2 separate regions of the Homo sapiens genome follow, and region 2 is linked to region 1. Evidence: read pairs that join two places in POLR2A ChIA-PET (ENCODE). Cell type or tissue: HepG2. All regions are shown on one strand.

Region 1 (5,000 bases):
GGGCTTCAGCAGTCATATGCATGAACCCTGCTCCCAGGAAAACACCAGCAGAAATACAGCCCAGGAGTCTGAGGACTAGCCGGTGATGACCTAATAAAAAGCAGAAGTTACAACCCACTTGACACTGAGGAGACAGACAAAGGTGAGTAAAGAGCAGCAGGCAGCACTCAATATCCCAAGGTTGGGGATGGTGAGAGAATCAGAGCAAGGTATCAGGACAGGGTTGAGGTGAGACTCAGGCTATGGAACAAAGATGGGGTAGGGCTATACCTCTGGCTGCATCAATCTGGAACCATTTGAAGCAGATGGGAGTAAGGCCACAGCCCAGAGTGAGAGCCAACAGGGCAAACAGGCAGCCAAGTTTTATTCCTAGTAGTTGCTCCATCTCTGGGGTGTAGGGTAAGCCCAGGAGTCAGAATGACAAGGGAGCTGTAATCTTTGGAGCAGGAGTGGTATCTTAGGTGGTCAACACTGGAGTGTCCACTCTCGTGAGTTTCAGGAGGCTGTTGGTATCTTCTTTCTGTGTTGCTTCTGCTTCTGCAGCATTGCAGAGCTGACAGATCCTGCCCCAGCTTCTAGCCCTCCCCCTGCATGGAGGCCCCTCCCCTGGTTCACGCCTTCCTGAGCTTGGAAACCAGAAACTCCAGACTCCCTGCCAGGCACAGCCCAGTGGCGTCTTCTCCTCCTCTTCAATGGCATGACTAATCCAAGAGCTACGGATAGTCTTAGTTCATGTGCTTGGGGTTGGTCTAATCCAAAATAGGAAAGTCTATGGTAGCTGCTTCCCAGCTATTTTGTACTGGGGACAATCTGGTCCTGTCTCACTCAGGACGTTTGATCTAAGCCTTCCATACCCTCTCCACCTCATCCCAAGTCTTATAGGTTGCAATGCTGATACTTGAACCACCCGCTTTCAGAGATTTGGGGCCACCTGGAGGTAAAGAGGTGGGGCTGAGAGGTGGTGCTGGTGCTACTCTGTGGGAACTAGTACCCACATGAGGGAACTACCCTTTCCTGTAACCCCAGAAAAATAGCTCCAGGCATGGAAATGTCTAGTGGTAAGTTGATTTGTTTTTTTTCTTTCTCTTTTGATTGGGATCAGTTTTGAGAGGAATGAGTTGAGATGTCTGGTATTACAACATTTATACTGTTACAACTTCTAACTGTGCCTGTTTCCTGGTAAGAACTGTGGAAAAAAAGACATTTAAGGTTTAAGACAAAGGAAGCTGCTCTAGCCCTGAAACAGCAAGGCTTAGGGGAAAACAGAAATGAACTGAGTGAATGGGAGGATTCTACCTGGATATAGAGAGGTGGGGGTAGAAGATTCAGTTCTGATGGGAATCACTCTTGATGGAAATGTCTGGGGCATTTCCCATACATACTCTAGGGTAGCTGAGGGACCCTGGGAAAGACAGAAGGGAAGGCGTTAGTACAAGAGGCCAGGCAGCTGCTGATTCCCCTATTCAGGTGGCCCACATAACAACCCTGAGACCTGTTGAGCCAGTTCTCAGAGCTCTGGAGGCAGCTTTCCTTGCTACTCCAGATTATTTTCCTAGGGAAGTCCTGGCCTCTGGTAGAAGCAGTATTCTTACAGTGTTACTGGATGATTCTTACAGTGTTACTGGTCCTGCTGCTTGTTCTTGTGGTCCGGTAATGAGATGCAGACAGACAGACTGGGAAAGACGGGAGTTTATTTCTGCAACTGATTACAGGGAGGTCGGAGTAGCACACCAGACCAACTCAAAGTTACAAGCTTTTCTTTAGCTTTTATATACAATTCAAGCTCTATGACTACCTGCGGGAATGTTTCCTAATTAATCTAAACTAGGGGTCTGCAGGTAGAAGTTTTTTTTTTGTTTTTTAGAAACAAAGCAATAAACGATTTGATTTAGAAATAAAACCATTCCCATTATTGCAGCATTATCATCAGTCACTGATTGCTAATGCTGTTTACGCTTCTTTTTCCCTGGGATGTCTGAACCTGGCAACTTTTCTTCCTGTTCTTCTATTTTCTTAGCAAACCCACATCAAGGGTGTCTGTTCGCGTTTGAAATTCATCGGCACCAGAAAGAGCTAACATGTTGGCAGTATCTAGAAAACCATCAACATGAGCATGGGACAGTTCGCTTTGCAGCTGATCCCACCATAGTGAGTGAGTACTTGCAGACAGAAGTTTCTTAATCTTAAGTTGGTCCTGGGATGGGTTGTATGTGCAGGAATGCTTTTATCACTCAGCTAGATCTGAGGTAGAGAAAGTATAGGTGGGGCTTTAAAGGGCTTGCTTTTTTTGTATTCTGGCTTTCGTACTCAGGCACCAGTTTCCCCCGATTCCTTATCCATTTTTCTTGCTTCTGCTTTAATGTTTAACTTGTACATTCATCATTATAGCAAAGGGCTTATGGAAATCTGGTTTTTCTACTTCTGCTTTAATGATCAGCTTACACATTCATCATTACAGCGAAGAGCTTATGGAGCTCTGAACTGCCACAATAGGAGAGGGCGAGCTTGAGATTTGTGTGGGAAGCCTGGCACCAAAAATCTGAGGAAGCTCTTCATTACAGGATAGGCCAGGATAATTAACTATACCTTTTACATGTTTTTTTTTTTTTTTTTTTTTTAAGGGAGGACGTCTTGCTCTGTTACCTATGCTGAAGTGCAGTGTTACAATCAAAGTTCACTGTAGCCTTAACACCTGGGCTCAAGTGATCCTCTTGCCTCAGCTTCCTGAGTGGCTGGAAATGCAGACACATGCCACCGTGCCCAGCTTCTACACTTTTTAAGAATCACAAAATCCACTTCCATTCTTCAAAAATTTATTATTTATTATTAAAAATCTCAAACAAACACAGACATATGGGGATACCAGCATTCCCCTCCTGGATACCAGGCAGCTTCAGCCCTGGCAGGCACGATAGAAGAAAATACTTGTTACACATCCTCATCAACTCTCAGAGGGATCCTGAGCCGTAGATGGAGGAAACGCAGACGGAGTAAGCACAGGTAAAAGATCTCCCCAGGAGCTGACACGGGCACAACGATACAAATCCCTGTGGAAACAGATGCTGGCGTGGGCTGCAGCTTCCTGCCACATCCCACTGATTTTGGTCACACCCCCCATACCTGCCGTGCCGGCGGGCTGTGAGCACAGCATGCTGCATGTGCCCATCTGGACAGCACAAGTGACAATGCACATGGCGAGGCCGTTTAAGGACAGGCTGAGTGATACGGGGCCAGCGATGAGCCTCCTCTGGAGACCCCCGAGCAAGGATCACCATAGAGAACTTTTCTTCCTTTGGTTTCTTGTTCTAAGATAAGGAACATAGAGACTGTTTAGAAGAAAAAGATATGGGAAAAAAGTTTGTACAGTCCCTTCTTCCCCATTCCTGCAGTCCTTTTTTACAATGTATAAATCATATACATGTAGGCCCTAAAGTCTCCAGGCTATTCTACAAATTATCCAACTCCTCCTAACTCTGATTCTTTTTCTTCCTGTTTTTCCAGGATGTTTGCTTCCTGCTGCAATATCCCCAGGTACCTACCCAGCTGAAGGGGATGGGATGGTACGCCTGTGAGAAGCTACAGGCCAGGTTGGTCAACTGGGGACAAGGGAGTTCATGGGGACACTGTGAACACATAAAAAAATGAGGTAAGACAAAAGAGCCATCAATCACAAAACTTAAAAACTGAGAATAATAGAGTCAAAAGGGGCCAGGGAGAAGGGAGGACAGGAGCAGTGGGTAGGAAGAGCCAGGGGAATCATTAGGTAGGAACTGGATAGGAACACAAAGTAGTGGAGAGTGGCTTAGCTTTACCATCTTACATTTCCCGGCCACGCCTAAGTTCAGATCCGTGTGGTGGGACAGGCAGAAGTAATACTCACCGGGGCAAAGACAAAACCAGGTCGAGGGTCCAAAGGTGACTTCTCTTTTCCCTGAAATCAAAGGAAATAAAAGAAATAAAGCTGGGCCAAGGGTCTATTTTCATAATTCAATCTCTGCACTCAGTAAACTGAGGACTCCTTTAACACTCAATTCTAATAACGATTGACTATGTCCTTTGAATTAAGCTGGCTGCATCTTTAATACTCCAAACAAAGAACTTTCTCTTTGCTGCAGGAGAAAGGCAAGAACTTGGCACATAGTACGGTGCTCTCCCTTGTCAGCAACCTCCACTCTCAAAAAAATCCCACTCCAGGACAATTAAATTTATGATTATACACTGGCTCATACTCTCCCCCAGTGACAAGGTTCTTAGCTCAGCAATGCCCTAGATTAGGAGTCCGCAAAGTTTCTTTTAAAGGGCCAGAGAGTAGGCAAAATCTATCTCTGTCCCAACTACTCAACTCTGCTGTTTGTAGTGTGAAAGCAGTCACAGACAACAGAGGCACAAATAAGCATGGCTTATATAAAAACAGGTGGCAGGTCGGATTTGATCCACAGGCTCTCATTTGCCAACCACTGCTCTGTATCATAATGACTTCATACGCCCAGTTTCCTGAGAGCCACCCTTGTCAATACATGACAGTCTCTTTCGTTTTCAAGAGAGTAACAGTAATTGGTGCCATATGGGTGGGGGAGTGAGGGAAGAAGAAGCCTTACCTTAAGGACCAGATCCCTGGCATCCATGAGAAGGCTGTGCCCAGCTTTTGTTCCATTCTCCACCAGTACCTGTTCACAAAAGGGGAAAATATGCAGAAGACTTGAATTACACGAAAGTATAAATGTCAGTAGCTGTGTAAGAGCAATCATAGAGGGAGAAGGAGTCCTAAAAAGAAATAGGCATTACATAATCAGGATGGAGACCCTCAAAGAGGGATAAAGAAACCCATGAAGGAGAAAAATGGTGAAGAATAAAGACAATGAGAGGAGCAAAGGCATGAAATCCATGAAGCTGCTTCAAGACTTAAGGAGAACAAGGAATTTTAACTCACCAGGAAATGACCTGTCTTACGCCATAAGGTTTGAACTACCTCAGTGCGGTCAGCCTTGCTGGGCAGTTCA
Region 2 (5,000 bases), 380 kb after region 1:
AGGAGCAGAGGGAAAGCTAGAAAACGGTTTCAGAGGTGATACTTGGGGTCTCCCGCACCCAAAGTGGGAATCACTGACCTGCGAACAACCCCACTCGGCGCAAAGCCCTGGATTATGTATTATTTATATTCTTTGCTGCTGTTCCCACTTGGCTGTTTTCTTGGTCTGTGGATCCAGAAATTCTCCTGGGAGCCTAATTAAAGTTGCCTAATTTTAAGTGCTCTCTCTGTCCCCCATCTCAATCACTCAAAAAAACCACAACCCTTTCTCGCCTCTCCTGGCTCTAGGCCTCTGAGGTCTCTCCCCAAGCCCTGGTGGCCCAGCGGGTCAGGTTGAGGGCGAATAGAGAGGAAAAAAGCGTTCTTCCCTGGGTCTCCGCGGGGGCGAAGGTCCTGCGAGTTCACGGTCACCGCTGCCAGGAGTTGGGGGAGGCGAGCAGAAAGGAAGTTCTTAAAAAGCAGCTTTAAAATAGGGCTCAGGGAGCACCGCATAAACGTAGAACCCAGGCAGGGAAGCGGGGGCGGCATAGGAAAGGGCAGGGACGTTCGGAGGTCGGAGGCAGGCTCTCCTCCCGCGCCCCCCCGCAACTCTAGTCCGGGCTCCCCGCGGTGCCTCCCAAACTCACCCCGTGTTACATCCCCCTCTTCACGCCTCGTCACCCTCTGGCGCCAGCACCCTCCTCACCAACCTCCAGCTCACCGGCAATCTAAGCTCACTGGGTACCCACCGTTGGCCCTGACCAGGTCTCTTTCTCCCTAGAAGGAGGAAGTCAGCACCCAAGGCCAGCAGGCAGCATCTCGTAGGTTTTGAATCCAGCAGGATGGTCAAAGATATGGCCTCCTACGCATCACTTAAGACGGAGAGATTAAAATACCCGTCGCCAGCCCCTTTGGCTGAATGTATGACTACTAAGAAATTTCACGTTGTGTTTTCAAGCTTTGGAGGAAGCCTTAGGGGAAAAGGAGTGTGAGCTTACTGCCTCCATCAGTACACGCAAGTCTTTGCCAGGGTCAGAAGTGGAAAGACTAATGTTCTTCTTAAGCTGGAGAGAATCCTAGGAATCCTGTGCCACCATCTCAGTGTGCAGGCCGGGGAAGCATCAGCTTGAAAGAAAAAAAGAAAGATCCTGGGGCTCTTTACGACTTGAAAGAGCTGTGCAGGGTGAATGGGAGGGGAGATAACAAATATTTAAAATATCTGTTGAGCTATTATACCTAGAATTGAGCCAATAAGAGACTTAGGGCACATGAATGGGTCTCATATTGAAACTTTTGATGAGCTCTCCAGATGAGATTTTACAGTCACATTTATGTCTCTGTGTTTCAGTGCTAGTCTGATAAACATACCTGCTATGGTTTGAATATGGTTAATTTGTCCCCACTAGAACTCATGTCGAAATTTGATTTCCAATGTGTCAGTGTTGGGAGATGGGGCCTAGTGGGAGGTGTTTGGATCACAGTAGTAAATTCCTTATGAATGTCTTGGTGCCCTTCTCTCTGTAGTGTGTGAGTTCTGGCTCTGGTGAGATTGGATTACTTCCTTTGGGAATGGATTAGTTCCCTGGGAGAGTGGGTTGTTATACAGCCAAGAGGCCCTCACTTTTTTTTTTCTTTTTTTCTCTTTGTATGTGTCTGCTTCCCCTTTGACCTTCTCTGCCTTGTTTTGACCTAGTGTAGTGGCCCTCCCCAGAAGCCTGGCTGATGCTGGTAACATGCTTCTCCTACTTCCCAGGCTGCAGAACTGTGAGCTAAATAAACCTCTTTCTTTCTAAATTACTCAGCCTCATGTATTCTATTACAGCAACACAAAACGAACGAAGACAATACTCATTTGGCCAGGTGTGGTGGCTCACGCCTGTAATCTCGGCATTTTGGGAGACTGAAGCAGGCACATTGCTTGAGGTCAGGAATTCGAGACCAGCCTGGACAACATGTCAAAACCCCGTCTCTACTAAAAATACAAAAATTAGCCGGGCATGGTGGCATGTGCCTGTAATCCCAGCTACTCAGGAGGCTGAGGCAGGAGAATCGCTTGAACCCAGGAGATGGAGGTTGCAGTGAGCCGAGATCGCACCACTGCACTCCAGCCTGGGCAACAGAGATTCCATTTAAAAACAAAAACAAAAACAAATAAACAAAAAAAATCATAATACTCATTTAAATAACCCATAGTTTCTCTATGTGTTGACTTTTTTTTTTTAAATATGAAGATTCTCAAGTGATGGAAGTGGCCTGAGCTCATTTTGATCTGTTTTAGTGCCAGATCAGGCAATAAAAGGAAGCAGTCAACAGGAAAGAACCTATCATCACAGCAGAGCCCTCTTTGATCCTGGAATGCTGCAGGTTCAAATTCCTCAAACTGACAGGCGTCAGAGCACTTTCTTATCAAGAAAGTACCACACTCTCCTGTTCCTGGCTGAAGTTCCTTTGCTAACAAGTGGGCATAGCTTCTCCTATTCAATTTCCTATTCAGTGTTGCTGGAGTACCTATTTCCCACCTTGTGCTCACAGGATCCTTCAGTAGGGAGGGAGGAAACTTGGCCTGTTCCTTTCAAGAAGTGGATCACATGTTGGATTGCACAGCTCAAACAGTAAGTGCCCTGAGACCCATAAGCCAGGTGTCTTGGCTTTCCTAGTAGAATGCCAAATTTGCTGCATACTTGATTGCCCAATATCTAAAGCAAATAGATAACCACCCTTTTGGAAAGATGCCTGATACAAATACATGCAATGTGTTCGTCTGGCTGGCACATGTCTATTCCTTCAGTCTTCAGCACAGAATGCTGATATTCTAGGCTCTAGCATTCTGTAATATTGTCGGAGAGTTTAACCTTGAATTTCTTGCTATCCATACCTTGTTAATAGTTCAGATGATGAAAATTTATAGATAAGCAAGAGATTTACTTTAAGGCCTTAATATGCAAAGTGTGATTGGGGACCAGCAGCATCAGCATCTTTTGGTAGCAGATTAGAAATGCAGAATCTCAGGCCTACTGAATCAGAATCTTAACAAACTCCCCAAAAGTTAGAGTATGCATTAAATTTTGAGAAATACTCTATGTACCAACTTCTGTATCAGATGTTCTATGTTCATTTAGAGCATCTGAAAATTCCCACCAGAATCTTTCTGGATCAGTCTGCAGCAGAAGACACGCACTACATTGCAATGTAAAGCTCTGTTCCTAGCTCCAATAGAGAGCCATGCCCCAGTCTGGGCATGGTGGCTCATGCCTGTAATCCCAGCACTTTGGGAGGCCTAGGCGGGCGGATCACGAGGTCAGGAGTTCAAGACCAGCCTAACCAACATGGTGAAACCCCGTCTCTACTAAACATACAAAAATTAGCCGGGCGTGGTGTTGTGCGCCTGTAATCTCAGCTACTTGGGAGGCTGAGGCAGGAGCATTGCTTGAACCTGGGAGGCGGAGGTTGTGGTGAGCTGAGATCGTGCCATTGCACTCCAGCTTGGACAATAAGAGTGAAACTCTGTCTCAAAAAAAAAAAAAAAAAAAAAAGCCATCCCCCTATTGGCCTGAGGACCCCTCTATGTGCTGTAAAATCTTGCTCAAAATTAAATACTATATTTAAATTAAATAATATTTTTGATGACTCCATCAGATAGTCAATGCTTTCAGCATTTATTGAACCCGACTTACTTAGCTCTGATATGGTTTCATATGGTTATCACATTGACCATCACAGTAAAGCAAAGTACTGTGATTGTACTTAGAAGTTTTCTATGCAGTGGCTCACGCCTGTAATCCCAGCGCTTTGGGAGGCTGAGGAGGGCGAATCATGAGGTCAGGAGTTCGAGACCAGCCTGACCAACATGGTGAAACCTGTCTCTACTAAAAATACAAAAAAATTTAGCCAGGCGTGGTGGCACACACCTGTAATCCCAGCTACTTGGGAGGCTGAGGCAGGAGAATCGCTTGAACCCGCGAGGCAGAGGTTGCAGTGAGCTGAGATCACACCACCGCACTCCAGCCTGGGCGACAGAGCAAGACTGTCTCAAAAAAAAAAAAAAGTTTTCAAAAGTAAATGCTCAAAGTAAAAAGAGGGAAGGGAAATTTCCTTATACTCAGCAGGGAGATTTAAGCCCCTTATTTCTAGTTTGTATTTGTCTTTACACTTTTCACTGAACTTCATTGGAGAGATGGGACCAGAGGGATTTCATGGAGTAATCCAGTGAAATCAATCACCTCTGCAAGCTTCAGGTGAAAAGAAATGCAATCTTTGAACTATGGTATGATCAACAGGAATGGAAAGGGGAAGGATATGAGGCATTTTTTATTCTTTGTTTCTGTCCATCCTTCTGGTATCATTGTCCTCCTTCACCTACTCAGTCCCCATAAATATTGTAATAGTCTTGGTGCTTTGGGTTTAAAAAGATCGTGTCTGATGTACAATTTAATTTCTTCTTTGATTTCCCTCTACTGCTTTTCCTAGTCCCTGACTTTAATTCCATAGTGTACCAAGTGCTCAAAACACAGTCAGCTTCTCAGTGAACACACAGGAGTGTTTATAATGGGTTTAAACATTTGAGGCAAGCCAGTGGGGTGCATGTGCCAGGAAGCCTTTTGGGTCTCGGAAATAGAATCTTGCCCACTTCACATCCACCAAATAAATCTGTGCTTATCATTTGATCAGGTTTGGGGAGGAGCAGAAGACAAACAAGAATATTATCCTTGCTCATTGGGAACTTGAATTTGAATAAAAGAAAATATCTTCTCCACCTTTTACAATATATACAATACAAACCTAGAAGAATGAACAAACACACAGAGACACACACTACAGTTAGATGGCAATACAAGTGGTAACTGATAATCACCAGAGTGAGTGTAGCCTCAGTTTCCAGAAGGTAAGATGTCTGTGGAAATCTGAAGAAAACTTTGAGAAAGTACAAATCGAGGCAAGTACGTGTGTGTGTGTGTGTGTGTGTGTGTGTGTGGCTAAAGCTTTGCAAACTCACGTTCCTTGATGTCTGAGATAAACAGTCTA

The links. Peaks named below come from ENCODE experiments on the same cell type or tissue, not always from the same donor. Only the 100,000 strongest peaks of a DNase experiment are listed, where the experiment ranks them.
Region 2: POLR2A ChIA-PET joins it to region 1 with 5 read pairs; 3 of 35 experiments call an interaction of 5 or more read pairs at or near these places.

The regions. Positions count from the first base shown.
Region 1 is chr14:20,994,832-20,999,831 of GRCh38, reverse strand. METTL17 (methyltransferase like 17) reads right to left here. Exons shown (of 14, transcript NM_022734.3): 9 at 4,931-5,000; 10 at 4,599-4,667; 11 at 3,881-3,931; 12 at 3,540-3,623; 13 at 3,121-3,305; 14 at 2,797-3,047. The coding sequence ends at 2,942. It overlaps SLC39A2 (solute carrier family 39 member 2), which reads right to left and starts at 539. Exons shown (of 4, transcript NM_014579.4): 1 at 271-539; 2 at 1-90. The coding sequence starts at 385. It overlaps LOC101929718 (a long non-coding RNA gene), which reads left to right and starts at 669. Exons shown (of 4, transcript NR_110139.1): 1 at 669-1,058; 2 at 2,018-2,152; 3 at 2,622-3,000; 4 at 3,502-3,995. RefSeq lists enhancers at 1-480, 2,504-3,703. In HepG2, no CTCF peak of the experiment used is centred here; no DNase peak of the experiment used is centred here.
Region 2 is chr14:20,618,604-20,623,603 of GRCh38, reverse strand. No RefSeq gene overlaps it. Among named protein-coding and RNA genes, the nearest start is that of TRL-TAG2-1, 4.3 kb to the left of the region's middle. RefSeq lists an enhancer at 187-326. In HepG2, no CTCF peak of the experiment used is centred here; a DNase peak (open chromatin) is centred at 2,343.